Linked DNA regions of Homo sapiens: region 2 is linked to region 1. The links are chromatin contacts, found by Hi-C in ENCODE. All regions are on one chromosome and are shown on one strand. The core of a region is the stretch at or near the end of the contact, and the rest is flanking DNA. Distances in the headings are between cores, read along the strand shown. Region 1 overlaps TSPAN4 (tetraspanin 4). Region 2 overlaps MUC5B (mucin 5B, oligomeric mucus/gel-forming).

Region 1 (3,783 bases), core at 1,167-3,666:
CGCCCAACCCCTGGCCTGGAGCCAAAGGGACGGGATCTTAGGCCCCAGGACGCAGTCTGCACACCCCTAACCCCGCTTCACCGTCTGGTCTGCGCAGGGCAGAAGGCTCACTCCCCACCTGACAGGCCACTCCAGCCTTTCCAGACTGTGCTGTCAGGGAGACCCAGCCCTGCCCTCACTCCGGGATGGGGCTTCCTGGCAGGTGGTCCCAGGATTCCGATTCCCAGCTCCCGACAAGATCTCTGTGATGTCCCCAGCTGTCCCCTGTCACTCGTGGCAGGAGAAACGCTGATTCCCTCACACTCTGCTCCTGGTTATGATTTCTTTCTTTTTTTCTTTTTTTGGAGATGGAGTCTCACCCTGTTGCTCAGGCTGGAGTGCAGTGGCACCATCTGGGCTCACTGCAACCTCCTCCGCCTCCCAGGTTCAAGTGATTCTCCTGCCTCAGCCTCCCAAGTAGCTGGGATTACAGGCATGCCCCCACCACACCCGGTTAATTTTTTGTATTTTTAGTAGAGATGGTTTAGCCACAATAGTCTTTTTTGTTTTTTTTTTGATACCGAGTCTCGCACTGTCACCCAGGCTGGAGTGCAGTGGCGCGATCTCGGCTCACTGCAACCTCCGCCTCCCGGGTTCACGCCATTCTCCTGCCTCAGCCTCCCGAGTAGCTGGGACTACAGGCGCCCGCCACCACGCCCAGCTAATTTTTTGTACTTTTAGTAGAGACAGGGTTTCACCGTGTTAGCCAGGATGGTCTTGATCTCCCAACCTCGTGATCCACCCACCTCGACCTCCCAAAGTGCTGGGATTCCAGGCGTGAGCCACCACGCCCAGCCGCCAGGATGGTCTTGATCTCAATCTCCTGACCTCATGATCAGCCCGTCTCGGCCTCCCAAAGTGCTGAGATTACAGGCATGAGCCACCGCGCCCGGCCAAGTTATGATTTCTTACAGCCACATGGGCACTGGTGGGAACAAAGCAGGCGGGTCCCACAGGAGCACCTGCCACCCGGAGGGCCACCTCCTGCAGTGTCTGTAACCGCCAGAGCTCTTACTGTGTTTCCTAAGTGCTTGTTCTTATAAAAATCAATTAAAACAGGAAGAGGCAGGGGGAGACGAGGGGGTGCTGCGCCCAGAGAGAGGGTGCTAGGCTGCTGGCCCAGCAAGGCCTCAAGGGAAGCAGGGGTCCGCCAGGACCCCACCTTCAGACAGAGGCCTCGGGCTTGGGCCGTTTCAGGATGAGACGGGAGATATGTTCCAGGCCTGGGCACGGGACAAGCAGTCCCCCGAAAATGCTGACCAGCTCCCGGTCTGCAGCGTGGGTGCCCAGGTGGGTGGTGGGTAGACGTCCTGGGGTGCCGACGGTTGACTGGTTCTGGGGAAGGGCCGCGCAGCCCTGGGGGATCCCTGCCCCACCCTGGACTGGACAGGACTTGGGAATGGGCTGGCAAAGCCACCCCTCAACCTGATGAAACCCCTTGGAGCACCCAGACCACATGCCTGAGGACAGGCTCAGACCCCAGGCTCTGGGGGTTCCCGGGGGACTACCAGAAGCCCCAAGTCACCCCATAAAAGCCTCCCAAGCCCCAGTGGCCAGACTCACACCCCACTTTCCAGACAGAAACCAAGGCTGGGATAGCTGCTGGCCACCAGCAGCCGCCCCACCCCCACCTGCAACACCAGCCCAGCTCAAGACAGGCCTGGGGCCTCCACCCTGGCAGGGCCCACGGAGGGCCCATGAGCCCCAACACTCTTGCCTCAGGGGGCCTGGGGGTGGGAGATGCCCCCTCCTCGTGTGCACGCTCACCTGCCCCTCCCTGAGCAGTGCATCAGCCAGCGCCAGGCTGGAGGTTGGAGGCCGCCACCCTTTTACTGGCTGGCTGGCAGGCAGGAGGCTGTGCTGGGGAGATGGGACACAGCTCCCTGCCCAAGGGCCAGCATGGCTGCTGGTGCCCCAAGATTCAGGCCAGGCCTGTCACTGGTGTCTTCGGTCCCTCTGGGCTCCACAGGGTAAAATCCCCTCAGAGCAGATTCCCCCCACTGCTGGGGCCCCACAAGTCCCACACACGCTCAGGCCATCCTGGGGAGAAGGCAGGCTCTGTCCTTCCCCGGCCTTCCAGAGGTAGCATCTCCGCTTAAAGTTCAAAACAGAACGCTGTCCGGAGGCTGCCAGCGCAGGACCTATCTTGGGAAGCTCTGCTGAGCCATTGGCTCCTGGTGCCTGCTGAGCTCTGACACCCACGCCCAGAGCCCCTCCCCAGCAGGCCAGGCACAGCGCACAGGGGAGCTGGACAGACTGGGTGCAGGAAGAGGGGTCACCCCTGTGCTCTGGGCCCCAGGATTGGGAGTACCGAGGCAGGGGCTGACTTGCTGGCTCTGACCACACAGCCCCTCGTGGCTGCAGGGAGCCAATAGGAGACCTGGGCACAGTGCCCAGCCTGGGTGTGGCTTCTGAGCAAAGCCAGCCCCAGAAGCAGCTTAGGGTGATAGGGGAGGCTTCCCAGGAGACCAGGAAGAGGCTTGGGGGTGGCAGCCAGCACAGCCCGGTGGAGGGCGGCCCGGAGACGCACCAGGGGACGGATGCATGAACCTGAGACGTGTGAGTCAAGTTGTGTGTGAGCCCGGGATGCATGGGAGCTGGGGTGCATGTGAGCAGGGGTACATGGGAGCTGGGGTGCGTGTGGGCCCGGGGTGCATGAGTGAGGGTGTGTGTGAGCCGGAGTGCATGTGGGCCCGGGGTGCGTGTAAGAGGGGGTGCGTGTGAGCCCGGGGTGCGTGTGAGCCCGGGGTGCGTGTGAGCCCGGGGTGCGTGTGAGGGGGGTGCGTGTGAGCCGGGGTGCGTGTGAGAGGGGGTGCGTGTGAGCCGGGGTGCATGTGAGCCCGGGGTGCGTGTGAAAGGGGGGGTGCGTGTGAGCCCGGGGTGCGTGTGAGCCCGGGGTGCGTGTGAAAGGGGGGGTGCGTGTGAGCCGGGGTGCACGTGAGCCAAGGTGCGTGTGGGCCAGGGTGTGTGTGAGTGGGGGTGTGTGTGAGCGGGGATGAGTGTGGGCTGGGGGTGGGTGTGTGAGCCTGGGTGCATGTGAGGGGATGCGTGTGACCTGGGGTGCGTGTGAGCCGGGGTGCATGTGAGCCCAGGGGTGCGTGTGAGCCAGGGCACGTGTGAGCCCGGGGGTGCGTGTGAGCCGGGGTGCATGTGTGCCGGGGGTGCAAGCTGTTGGTGTGAGCCCGGGGGTGCGTGAGAGCTGGGGTGCATGTGAGCGGGGATGCGTGTGACCCAGGGGTGCGTGTGAGCCGGGGTGCATGTGTGCCGGGGGTGCAAGCTGTTGGGGGTGTGAGCCCGGGGGTGCGTGAGAGCTGGGGTGCGTGTGAGCGGGGATGCGTGTGACCCAGGGGTGCATGGGAGCCGGGGGTGCATGGGAGCCCAGGATGCGAGCCGGGGGTGCGTGTGAGCGGGGGTGGGAGGCGAGGTGCATGCAAGCGGGGGTGCATGTGAGCCGGGGTGCGTGTGAGCGGGCGTGAATGTGAGCCAGGTGCATGGGAGCCTGGGGTGTGTGGGAACCGGGGTGCATGTGAGCGGAGGTCCGTGGGAGCCTGGGGTGCGTGGGAACTGGGTGAGCAGGGTGTGTGAGCGGGGTGCGTGTGGGCCGGAGTGCGTGTGAGCCGAAGTGCGTGTGAGCAGGGGTGCGTGTGAGCCGGGAGTGCATGTGAGCCTGGGGTGCATGGGAACCGGGGTGAGTGTCAGCGGGGGTGGGATCCGGGGTGCATGTGAGCCAGGGTGTGTGTGAGC
Region 2 (3,726 bases), core at 10-2,509, 400 kb before region 1:
CACCACGCCTGGCTAATTTTTGGTATTTTTAGTAGAGATGGGGTTTCACCGTGTTAGCCAGGATGGTCTCGATCTCCTGACCTCGTAATCCGCCCGTCTCAGCCTCCCAAAATGCTGGGATTACAGGCATGAGCCACCGCGCCTGGCCCACTGTGTTTATTTTTATAGTTACTTGCTCTGGGGCATTGCAGAGCCCTGTGGTTTTGAGTGTGGCCTCGACTTGGGCTGCCTGGATGTGAGCCCAGCTTTCCCCCTGACAGAACCACACCTTTTCATTGCTTTGTGCCTCAGTGTTCCCATCTGTGGAGTGGGAGACACAATAGCAGACACCACACAGGGTATTGTCAGGATTGAATGATACGGTTCTGGGGCACAGAGACAGCACAGCATGGGCCTCTGAGAGGGGTGCTTGTACCCATACACCGACATAAATGGGTCTAAGGAAACCATCGCACCATGGGAATGACTGAGGTTTCGGAAACCATTTGTTTACACGTGGCGGAATGCAGACCCAGGTCAGGCAGTGACCTGGCGCAACCTCCAGACAATCAGCCTCGGAGACGCAGGGTAAACCTATAGAAGCTCACCCCAGTGGTGACCAACCTAGCCCACCGCCCACCAGAGCCCACCTGCAACCTTGTCAGGCCCCTGCCTATCTCCAGCCCAGTCCTGGGGTGGCTGGCCCTGCTGGGCCTCGGCAAGGAGGGCAGGAGAGGCTGGAGCTCTGGAGCGCTGGCAGGGGCCTGGCTGGGCCCCCAGGAGCTGGGAGCTCTGTAAATGTACAGTGTGATGGCATCACTTCCTGGGCAGGGCAGGACCCACCCAAGGGCACAGGGCAGAGGCAGGCCCCGGTGTGGGGAAGGCCCCGCTCTGCACCCACACCACAGGCTTCTGCAGCCAGGCACGAGCATTGCTTTTGTCTCCCCAGGCCACGGTCTGCCTGTAGCCACCCCCTGCCCAGTAGGAGGTCATTTTGTGTCCAAAGCTCCCTGCATCCTGCTATGCCTAGGTCCTGGCTGGCACCACCTTCACTGTCTTCCCTGCCCACACCTGCAGCCCCAGCTGCTGACCCCACCCATCCCACAGGCTCCCCGATACCCTGCTGTCTGCACCGGGTGCTCTCTGCTCTGGACAGAGCAATAGAAAGGAAGGGCAGAAAGCCCTGCCCGTGCGTGTGGAGGCGGGACAGGAGGTGGGACAGGAGGCGGGACAGGAGGCGCGACAGGAGGCGGGACAGGAGGCGGGACAGGAGGCGGGACAGGAAGCCAGCAAGCTCACGTGTCGCTTGCGTAGCAAGTGCCCCAAGGAAAGCATTCCCGGAGAGGTGCGCGTGGAACAGGGTGAAAGGCGGCCCCGCAGGGCCCAGCACCAGCCTGGGAGCATTGCACCTGGCTCCGTGCACCTGCCCTGGGGGGCAGCTGCCTCCCCGCTGACCGGGCCTGGTCGCCTGCTTGCCCCACTGACTGCCTCCATCTTCCTACATGAGCTGGTTTCCTCACACAATCCCCTACACTGGAAATAACAGCCGGGGTGACCTCTGAGTCCTGGCGGCCCCCTGCCCCCTGTCCCCTGGGCAGTGCTCCCACAGCCCAAGACTGACTCTCGGGGTGCCCACAGGGGCATGTGGATGACCAAGCGGCTCCTTGTCCCCCACCCTGCCTGGCCTTCCCAGAGGCTTCCTGGTCCTTCAGTGGCTGCTGGGGGTCCTGGACTGCCCCCCGGATGTGTCCTCCAGCCTGCAGGCCCCAGGCAAGCAGCCCACAGAGGACCTGGACAGCCTGGGAAAGACGGTAGGCAAGAAAAGACGTCAGGACAGGAAACGTACTCAATGCTCAGGGTTTATTTGCAAAACTGGGCTGGGTTGAGCAGAGGGGGCTTTGGGATGCTGACCCCTCTCTGACCTGGCCGTTGCGACCTCAGCCCTGAGTTACCCTGCAGCAGGCATGGACAGGCGGCCGCCTTGCCTGTCGCAGCTTCCTGGCAGCAGCTGGCCTTGCCTGGACCAGCCTGTCTGCCCCAGCGGCCGGACGTGGCCAGCTGGAATCCGTGCTGCGCGGGCGCTCCGGCCGTGGCAGGGACACATAGGCCCGCACATGCTTAGTTTGTTCCAGGGCGTCCCAGTGACATCAGGGAGGGGCAAGGCCAAGGTGGGCCACAGGCTCTCCCAGGGTAGGACTCCTGAGTGGCGCCCTCCCGAAAGGGGTCCTGCTGGCCCCTCACCCTTCTGGGGCCGGTTTCACCCACGGGGTGGGCAGCAGGAGCACGGAGCGCGGGGTGCCACACACAGGCCGGGGGGCTCCGCAGAGGAGGCCCAAGGTTTTCATGATCAGACAATGCACATCCTGGCTCCAGGTGGACAGAGCATGGGGATGGAGGCAGAACGTTCTCAGACAGCAGTGGCCTCCTGGGCCGGGAAGCCACGGGTGTGTGGGGGAGCCATGGGCGCAGGGACACAGAAGGGCGTGCAGCCACACTCATCCACGTGGGTGTAGGTGTGCAGGATGGCTGAGCCGTTAGGACAGTGCAAGGGCACCGTCTCCTCGTGGACCCGCCTCTCCTGGCAGCAGGTGCACTGGTGCTGCATGGCCTGGGCCTCTGCTGAGTACCTGTGGACGCAGGGTGGCCCTCACATCAGCCACCTTGGCCCCGCCGTTTCTCTGCCCAGCCATGGTGACACATGGGCCTCTGGGGTCCTGGGCCAGACGGCCGCCCCCTTCTGTCCACAGTGGCCTGCTCTGTGGGCACGTGAGGCTTCACCTTCTCAGGATGGGGCAGCTCTGGGCCCCCAGGGTCCCTTGGCTCCCGGCTCTGTCTTCTGTGGCCTGCACTTCCCCTGTCTGAACCAGCTCCTCCAATCCTGCTGACCCTAAGCAGCCCTTGACCCTTCCTCCTGCCTCTTCTAGCTAAGGGTCAACCCTTCTGGCCCCTCCTGCTGACAGCCAACCACAGTGGCAAGCCATGGGGGGCTTCACAGAAGGCTCTGGTTCCACCCACCCTCCCCAGGGGGACACCTGGACCTGGGTTCGCAGCGGGGAGCTCTGTGCCATGTGGCTCGGCTCAGCCGGGCCCTGGCCTGGCTAGGAGAGCGGCCCCAGGCTTTCTGCCAATGGACGTGGAGAGGGGGAGCCCTGCTGGGGAGCCCCTTCCCTCCTTCCTGGAGCTGGCGTAGGCCCTCCTGACCCAGAGCAGGCTGCCAGCCAGCTGACGGGCCAGGGCGGACCCACCACACGCAGGTGCTCTTGGCACAGGGCCAGGAGCCCACTCACTTGGACGCTCCGGGGCAGGAGCCCTCGCAGAAGGTGATGTTGACCTCGGTCTCGCAGCCCTGGTGCCACAGGATGGTCGTGTTGATGCGGACTTGACAGGAGTCTGGGAGGAGGAAAGGCAGATGTGGAGCCCCACTGGACCCTCACTCTGAGGGCCTGGACTTGCTGGGCCGACCCTCCCCATGGGACCACCCCTCCCATGGCCCTCCAGGACCGAGGGTGGAGTCTGGACGCGGGCATCCCACTGCTGCCTAGTGCAGATGTCTGGGCAGGAATGGATGGGTGGCGACGGGCTGGAGCTGGAGGGCTGGTGTGGGAAGGTGGCTTCCACTTACCCTCCTCACAGGAGTAGCAGCAGCCGGTTTTCCTGAGGCTCCCCTGGTGGGGGCCAAAGACAGGGGGCAGGGCTGTGGGCGGGGCCTCCCTGGTGGGTGCGGCCTCCTGGGGAGGGGCCCACCCG

What was found. Hi-C counts contacts between places; a loop is a spot of excess contacts on that map. Pooled maps may share reads with other maps.
Region 2: a loop to region 1 is called in a map with no recorded cell type, with 4 times the contacts of the local background. The contact joins two enhancer-like sites. A Hi-C loop is called at or near these places in 1 of 168 maps with a recorded cell type or tissue (CD4-positive, alpha-beta T cell), 1 of 37 single-sample maps with no recorded cell type and 4 of 50 pooled maps.

What each region holds. Positions count from the first base shown.
Region 1 is chr11:858,484-862,266 of GRCh38, reverse strand. All of the region lies in intron 3 of TSPAN4 (tetraspanin 4), which reads right to left. Among named protein-coding and RNA genes, the nearest start is that of TSPAN4, 18 kb to the right of the region's middle. RefSeq lists enhancers at 1,207-1,741, 1,742-2,274, 2,275-2,808, 2,809-3,342. Within about 2 kb of position 2,416, at least 10 of the 41 ENCODE cell types and tissues checked have a DNase peak (open chromatin) inside an H3K27ac peak, as active enhancers do.
Region 2 is chr11:1,260,269-1,263,994 of GRCh38, reverse strand. It overlaps MUC5B (mucin 5B, oligomeric mucus/gel-forming), which reads right to left. Exons shown (of 49, transcript NM_002458.3): 47 at 3,602-3,644; 48 at 3,267-3,369; 49 at 1,823-2,606. The coding sequence ends at 2,387. Among named protein-coding and RNA genes, the nearest start is that of MIR6744, 5.5 kb to the right of the region's middle. RefSeq lists silencers at 1,356-1,505, 3,659-3,726 and an enhancer at 1,287-1,792. Within about 2 kb of position 1,259, at least 26 of the 41 ENCODE cell types and tissues checked have a DNase peak (open chromatin) inside an H3K27ac peak, as active enhancers do.